Regions from separate parts of the Homo sapiens genome. Here region 2 is linked to region 1. The links are chromatin loops, found by intact Hi-C in ENCODE. Cell type or tissue: heart right ventricle. All regions are shown on one strand. Links, peaks and the distances in the headings refer to the core of each region. The heading gives the core; the rest is flanking DNA.

What was found. A loop is a pair of places that touch in the nucleus more often than their neighbours do. Peaks named below come from ENCODE experiments on the same cell type or tissue, not always from the same donor. Only the 100,000 strongest peaks of a DNase experiment are listed, where the experiment ranks them.
Region 2: it touches region 1 in a loop (23-fold over the local background); 2 of 110 quality-filtered maps call a loop at or near these places.

What each region holds. Positions count from the first base shown.
Region 1 is chr22:44,170,903-44,173,805 of GRCh38, reverse strand. PARVB (parvin beta) reads right to left here. Exons shown (of 13, transcript NM_013327.5): 13 at 867-2,903. It also overlaps a transcript of PARVG not described here. Among named protein-coding and RNA genes, the nearest start is that of PARVG, 8.6 kb to the left of the region's middle. RefSeq lists enhancers at 1,134-1,183, 1,194-1,373. In heart right ventricle, for the core only: no CTCF peak of the experiment used is centred there; DNase peaks (open chromatin) are centred at 918 and 1,255; H3K27ac peaks cover 408 bases.
Region 2 is chr22:44,266,127-44,269,029 of GRCh38, reverse strand. All of the region lies in intron 4 of SHISAL1 (shisa like 1), which reads left to right. Among named protein-coding and RNA genes, the nearest start is that of SHISAL1, 45 kb to the left of the region's middle. In heart right ventricle, for the core only: no CTCF peak of the experiment used is centred there; no DNase peak of the experiment used is centred there.

The DNA of each region.
Region 1 (2,903 bases), core at 246-2,745:
CCAGCTACCTGCCCAGAACCCAAACTGTCTCCAGACATTGCCAAAGATCCCCCAAGGGGCAGAACCTCCCTCTCTGCTGACAATGGCTGACTTTGAAAGAAGGAGGTTGAATTTGTCCCTCAGAACCCTCAGCTGGAAGGTGTGGATTACTTCGCTCCCCGCAGTCACGGTCACACAGTGACAAACCTGGACACAAACCCAGGCACTTCTCCAAAGCCCAGATTCCTTCCATCCACAGTTTATAATTTTTAGCTTATTTTTTTTTAATAGCGTGGTTGCCTTTCTCTCCAGGCTACCCATCCTGGACTAGTCACAATTTTATCATCATTTCGTAAAATTCGACGCACCTGAAACCTGCTATGACCTGTGCCAAGGAGAGTTTATGGCAGGGCCAGCACGGAGGGCAGGCCACCATCTCCGCCACACAGGGGTTCCTTGCCTTTCAGAGTCAACAGCGGTCACTTACTGGTCAGCATGCAAGGCCCAGTGACGTCACATCATGAAAAGTAAGGAGACCACCTCCATGTGTCATGCAGCCTGTGCTCCTGGCCGCTAGCTTTGTGCACGTATGGTCTGGACCCAGGCAGAGGGGCAGATGAGCCTTTATTACTCACCTGCAGCTGTGACTCTGCTGCCCTCTTCTCCTTGTGGTCCCAGCAGAAGTTTGGGGTTCCCAAAGTCCCATCCCCCACAAAGGGCTGTGAACCAGCTCTTCCCCCAGCTCCTGTCCAATTGGAAGGTCCCGGGAAGCAGCGCTGGGTGGAGTCACAACGCCCTGGCACCTGTTCCTTCGCTGGCACCATCCATGACTGCTAAATGCATGAAAGATTAAAACAGCAGCCAAACAAAGACGGTGGACAGGCCCATGCTCACGAGGTCTTTATTGGAATAAATAACAGCATACTGTGACGCCACGTGGCATTGTCCTAACCGCATCCCTGGCGGAAGAAGTGTTTGCCCGGTGTTGCAGTGAGCTCCTGAAAAGCGCTTGCTTCCTGCACTCAGCCAGGTGGGCCTGACAAACAGCATGGCCAGGGTTTTCGTGGCTTTTATATAACATCCAGAAATCCAAAGTAAACATTGCTTAAAACAATTAAGAAGACAGTAAAATACTGGCACACAAAACAGGGGGAAAGGATTCAGTTGCTTTAAAATAAAATTGCTCTTTGTCACCAAGACAATTAGGACACCACGGCCCAGCGGGACTCTGGGCTCGGTGCTTGCATAACACTGTGTGGGCGTCAAAGGGGAACTGAAGCTGCGGGAGGCTCCCCTAGCTGGTGTGGGTTGAGAGACACGTCACATGGAGAAGGAGAATCAGCAAATACCTTCCTGCCCTTGTCCGAGCGTCCACTTGGGCCTTGCAGGCCTGAGACCCCTTTGTGCTGGGACGTTTGTCCCCATGGGTGGACATACTTGGCCTTGCTTTCACTCAGTTCCTATGGACCAGGGTTCCTCTTCAAAGAACCATTCACTGAAAACGTGGTGCCGGGAGGAGGAAGGGTCCCAGAATTTCTCTGAACTAAGAACCAAGAGCAGCAGCAGACGGGGCATCTCACACCCAAGCCTCATGTCCCAGCAGCCATTCATCCCAAGCCTATAGGAATCGAGTTCACCCTGAATTCTGCCTTGGAACTGGCCCCTTGCTGCATCTGTCCAGGCCATGCTATGAATTCAGACTCAAACTGATGGTGAATGGAGAAAAATGAGGAGTCGAGCCTAATGGGGCCCTTCCCAGGTATGCAAAAGGCACACCTACACCTTTGAACCAATTGGAAAAGAATGTGGACAAAAGATCACATCCAAGCCGGGTGCGGTGGTGTGCACCTGCCGTTCCAGGGACTCAGGATACAGAAGTGGGTGGATCACTTGAGCCCAGGAGTTCAAGGCTGTAGTCTGTAGTCTGCTATGTGTGTGTCTGTGAATGACCACTGCACTCCAGCCTGGGCAACGCAGTGAGAACTTATCTCAAAAAAAAAAAAAAAAAAAATCACATCCTTTGCTGGAAACATCGCCTTTAAGGGTCCCTGTTGTGAAACACAAGTGCCCATGTAGCTTCCCCACAGATCTTATGATTCCTTTTACTGTTCGACTTGAAACCCACAAGAGTGTGACGTGGGCATGAGGATAGGCATGGGTTTACTGGTTTACTAGATGGGGGCCGCCAGGACCTCCCTGAGAAGCTGAAGCCCCCTCCCACAGTAACCGTCCTCTCCCCTCTGATGACACAGAATGGGCCAGGGCTGCTCATTTTGGCTGAAAATCACAGCTCTGTTCTTTTCTTTTTCTTTTTTCTTTCTTTTTTTTTTTTGAGACAGAGTCTCACTCTGTTGCTCAGGCTGGAGTGCAGTGGCATGATCTCAGCTCACTGCAACTTCCACCTCCTGGGTTCATGCAATTCTCCTGCCTCAGCCTCCCGAATAGCTGGGATTACAGGCATACATACCATGCATGGCTAATTTTTGTATTTTTAGTAGACATGGGGTTTCACCATGTTGGCCAGGCTGGTCTCGAACTTCTGACCCCAAGTGATCCACCTGCCTCAGCCTCCCAAAGTGCTGGGATTACAGGCGTGAGCCACCGCACCTGGCCAAGCTCTGTTCTTTTCAAATCCCAATCCCTGGGAAGGCACAGTGCCCTCTCCAGGTCCACCTGTGAGCAGGGCAAGGCTGGGCCACTCCACCAGCTCCAGGGGGCCGCGGTCCTGTACATGCCATGCAGGCAGCACAGAACGTTCCAGCCCCAGGCTTTTTGTCAGTGTGGCTTTTGAATGTCACTGCATCCCGCAAGAGACACCGTAATGCTGTTTTAATTATTTCTTTCCCCTGCTGGGAAATCACCTCCATCAAAATGGCTATTCTGAACCCATCCCCAGCCTAGCAACAGCCGGAACTGAGAGGGAA
Region 2 (2,903 bases), core at 91-2,590, 95 kb before region 1:
GGCCAGGAGTGCAGAATGCATGGAAGCTGGTCAGGTCGGAGCCCGGGATGAAGGAAGCACAGAGATGCAAGGGTGCCAGGGCCCATGGAACCAAGAGCCGATGATCAAGGCCACAGTGCACACAGCCCTGGAGGCAAAGGACATATTCATTTCACAAGGATTAAAAAGCATGGGCCAAGGCTGGGCCCCAGGCCAGGACTGGGGATACAGAGTGGATCAGTCCCCATCCCTGCCCCCAGGTGCTTACCCACACCCATTCACCTCACAGGTTTCCCCACCCCAGCCCCTTGGCGAGCTCCTCCTCATTCCTCAAAACGTCGCTGAGGTCACGCTCCTTCCCGAGGCCTCTCCCCATCCTCTAAAACACCCTCTCCCTGCTGCCCACTTGCAGCACAGTCAGAGAGCTCCGTGGCCTGTTTCCACTGGACTGAGTCTTCTGGGGGGTGCTGGTGCAGAGCAGAACCCTGGGCTGGGAGTCCCGGCACCTCGTTCCACTCCCTCACCCACAGCCTCGCTGTTTAACCTCAGGCAGGCCGTGTCCCTCCTCAGCCTCACTTTCCCCTTGTGTAAAATGAGGGAAGGGACTGCGCCTTCTAAGTCATCTTTCAGCTTAAAACCTCTTTGACCTTCTATCTGGCTAATGGAGGTGCTGACCAGGGGCAAGAAGGGATTTGAAAAACGCTTTGAAAAATTCATAGCAGGAGGCAAAGGAGAAAGAGTCTTTATTTTCGTAGAGCGGGAGGCAGGAGGAGTTATGGACAGAGGCTGTCGATGAAAAGGACAGCATCTCAGAGCACTTTGTGGCATTTAATGTCTAATGCCTCCTCCCATTAAAGCAGTGGCATCAAATATTTACCAAAGCAGCATTAAAAATTAACCTTTACCATGGGGATGTATAAAGGCCCTAAGTTCCCTGAGAAGTGACCGAACATCAGGAGGGTAAAGTGACAGGAAGGAAGGCTACAAGCGGGTTGTGAATAATGGAAGCCCCCAAAGGTCCCCCAACACAGCTCCCTGTTGACCCCACTCCCAAAGCCAGGGCAGCCTCCGGCCGTGTCTCTGCAGAGGCTCCCAGCCCTTCGGAGACTCCCAGAGGGCCTGCAGGATAAGGACAGGCCCTCAGCTGGGCATCCACAGCCTTCCATGGCCTGGCCCTGCCTCTCTGGGCAGCTGGGATCTGTAGGATGGAAAGGAATGAGTCTGTCGGAGTTGGAAGAGACCAGGGGAGGAAGTGGGGAGTGGTCCGGGCACTGGAAATAGCACGTGCAGAGGCACTGAGGCAGAGACAGCTGCACATCAATCCATCAGAAGAGCAGCCAGGTGGCATGAGTGTGGGGGAGGAAGGAAGCGCAGGAGGGGACAGGTGGGAGATGCAGGTAGGTCTGACTGTGCAGGGCCATGGTAAGATGTGGGCTTCTCGGTCCAGGGACAGGGGTGCCCTCGAGGAGAGTGACAGGACGCATTTGCCTTTGGGAAGGCAGCTGGGGGTCTACCAGAGAGGCTGCCGCTCTCCCACGAGCTGCAGCCATGTCTGTGGCTTGGCTGAGGGTGGTGGTGGGGAGGGGCCGGCACCAGGGAGTGGAGTCCGTGAGATTGGCCAGGGCCTGGGGTGGGGGCTGAGAAGGAGGTGGGGGTCCAAGGAGGATGTCTGGGAACCTGGGCTGAGTAGCCTGGGAGATTTTCCAAGATGGGGACCTTGGGGCGGCTGTGGCTTTGGTCTCAGCAGCATGGAGTGTTTTGAGTTTGAGATGCCCCGAGAGACCACTGCAATGGGCCTGGGGAGGAGGCGCTCCCACCTGTGGCAGGAAGAACTCCAGGGCAAATGGGGTCTGGAAGCCGCGAGAGGATCAGGACAGCTGAGGGGCATGGGACCTGGCCTCGGATGTGGGCTGCGTGCCCTGCCCTCTGCCTGTCGCTCCTGCGATGTCCCCTGCCTGCAGTGCCCACGTCCCCATCCCAGGTGCAATCCGTGGGCTCCAACAACATACCAGGCACCGTCCTGTCTGCCAGAAGCCGCTGGGCATAGCTGGCACCAAATAGCTTTGTCATCCCCACCCCACTGCCTGCCTTTTACATAGCTGGGATGCCCGCCAGCTTCTTTCTGAAGCAAAGAAAGGTTCCATGTTTCATTATTTAGATTATGTGGCGCCCTATAAAGCACAAAATAATTCTCATCGCCCTCAAGCAGGATCTTCATTTTGGTTTTTCCTGGAGACCAGGGGAGCTGACGGGCGTGGAGCTGAGTGGGGTATGAGGGAGTTTGCAGAGCACGGCCATTTCCCCTGTGCACCACCTCGCCAGTGGCGTTTTTCTTGCCATTTTGTCAGAAACTCAGGCTCAGAGAGGCCACAGCATGTGTCCAAAGTCAAACAGCCAGGGAGAGGCTCTCCCAGAGCACCTACAATGTGCCCTGGCCCCCCAACACACACACCAGAGCCTCCAACACACACATACACACCAGAGCCCTCCAACACACACACACACACACACACACACACACATACCCCAAAGCCCCCAACACACACATACACCAGAGCCCCCAACAGACACACACACAGCCCAACACACACACAGCCCCACACACACAACCCCCCAACACACACACAGCCCCCCAACAAACAACAAGCCCTCCGACAAACACACACAAACACACCCCACTGCCTCGTCCACTCCCCATCCCCATCCATCTAGGTGGCCCATCAAGATATTTTGCTGAAGACAAAATAAAAATTCCCTTAAGCATCTCCGCAGCCCTGCTTTGAATATGTTTTCTCCCGACTCAATAGGATATACATTTCTTGAGTGCTTTCTGTGTGCCAAGCGTTGTTACATGTACTGTCTCATGTCCTCACATGTAGCAGATGAGTAAACTGAGGTGGGTGGAGATGGTGACTTGGAGCTAA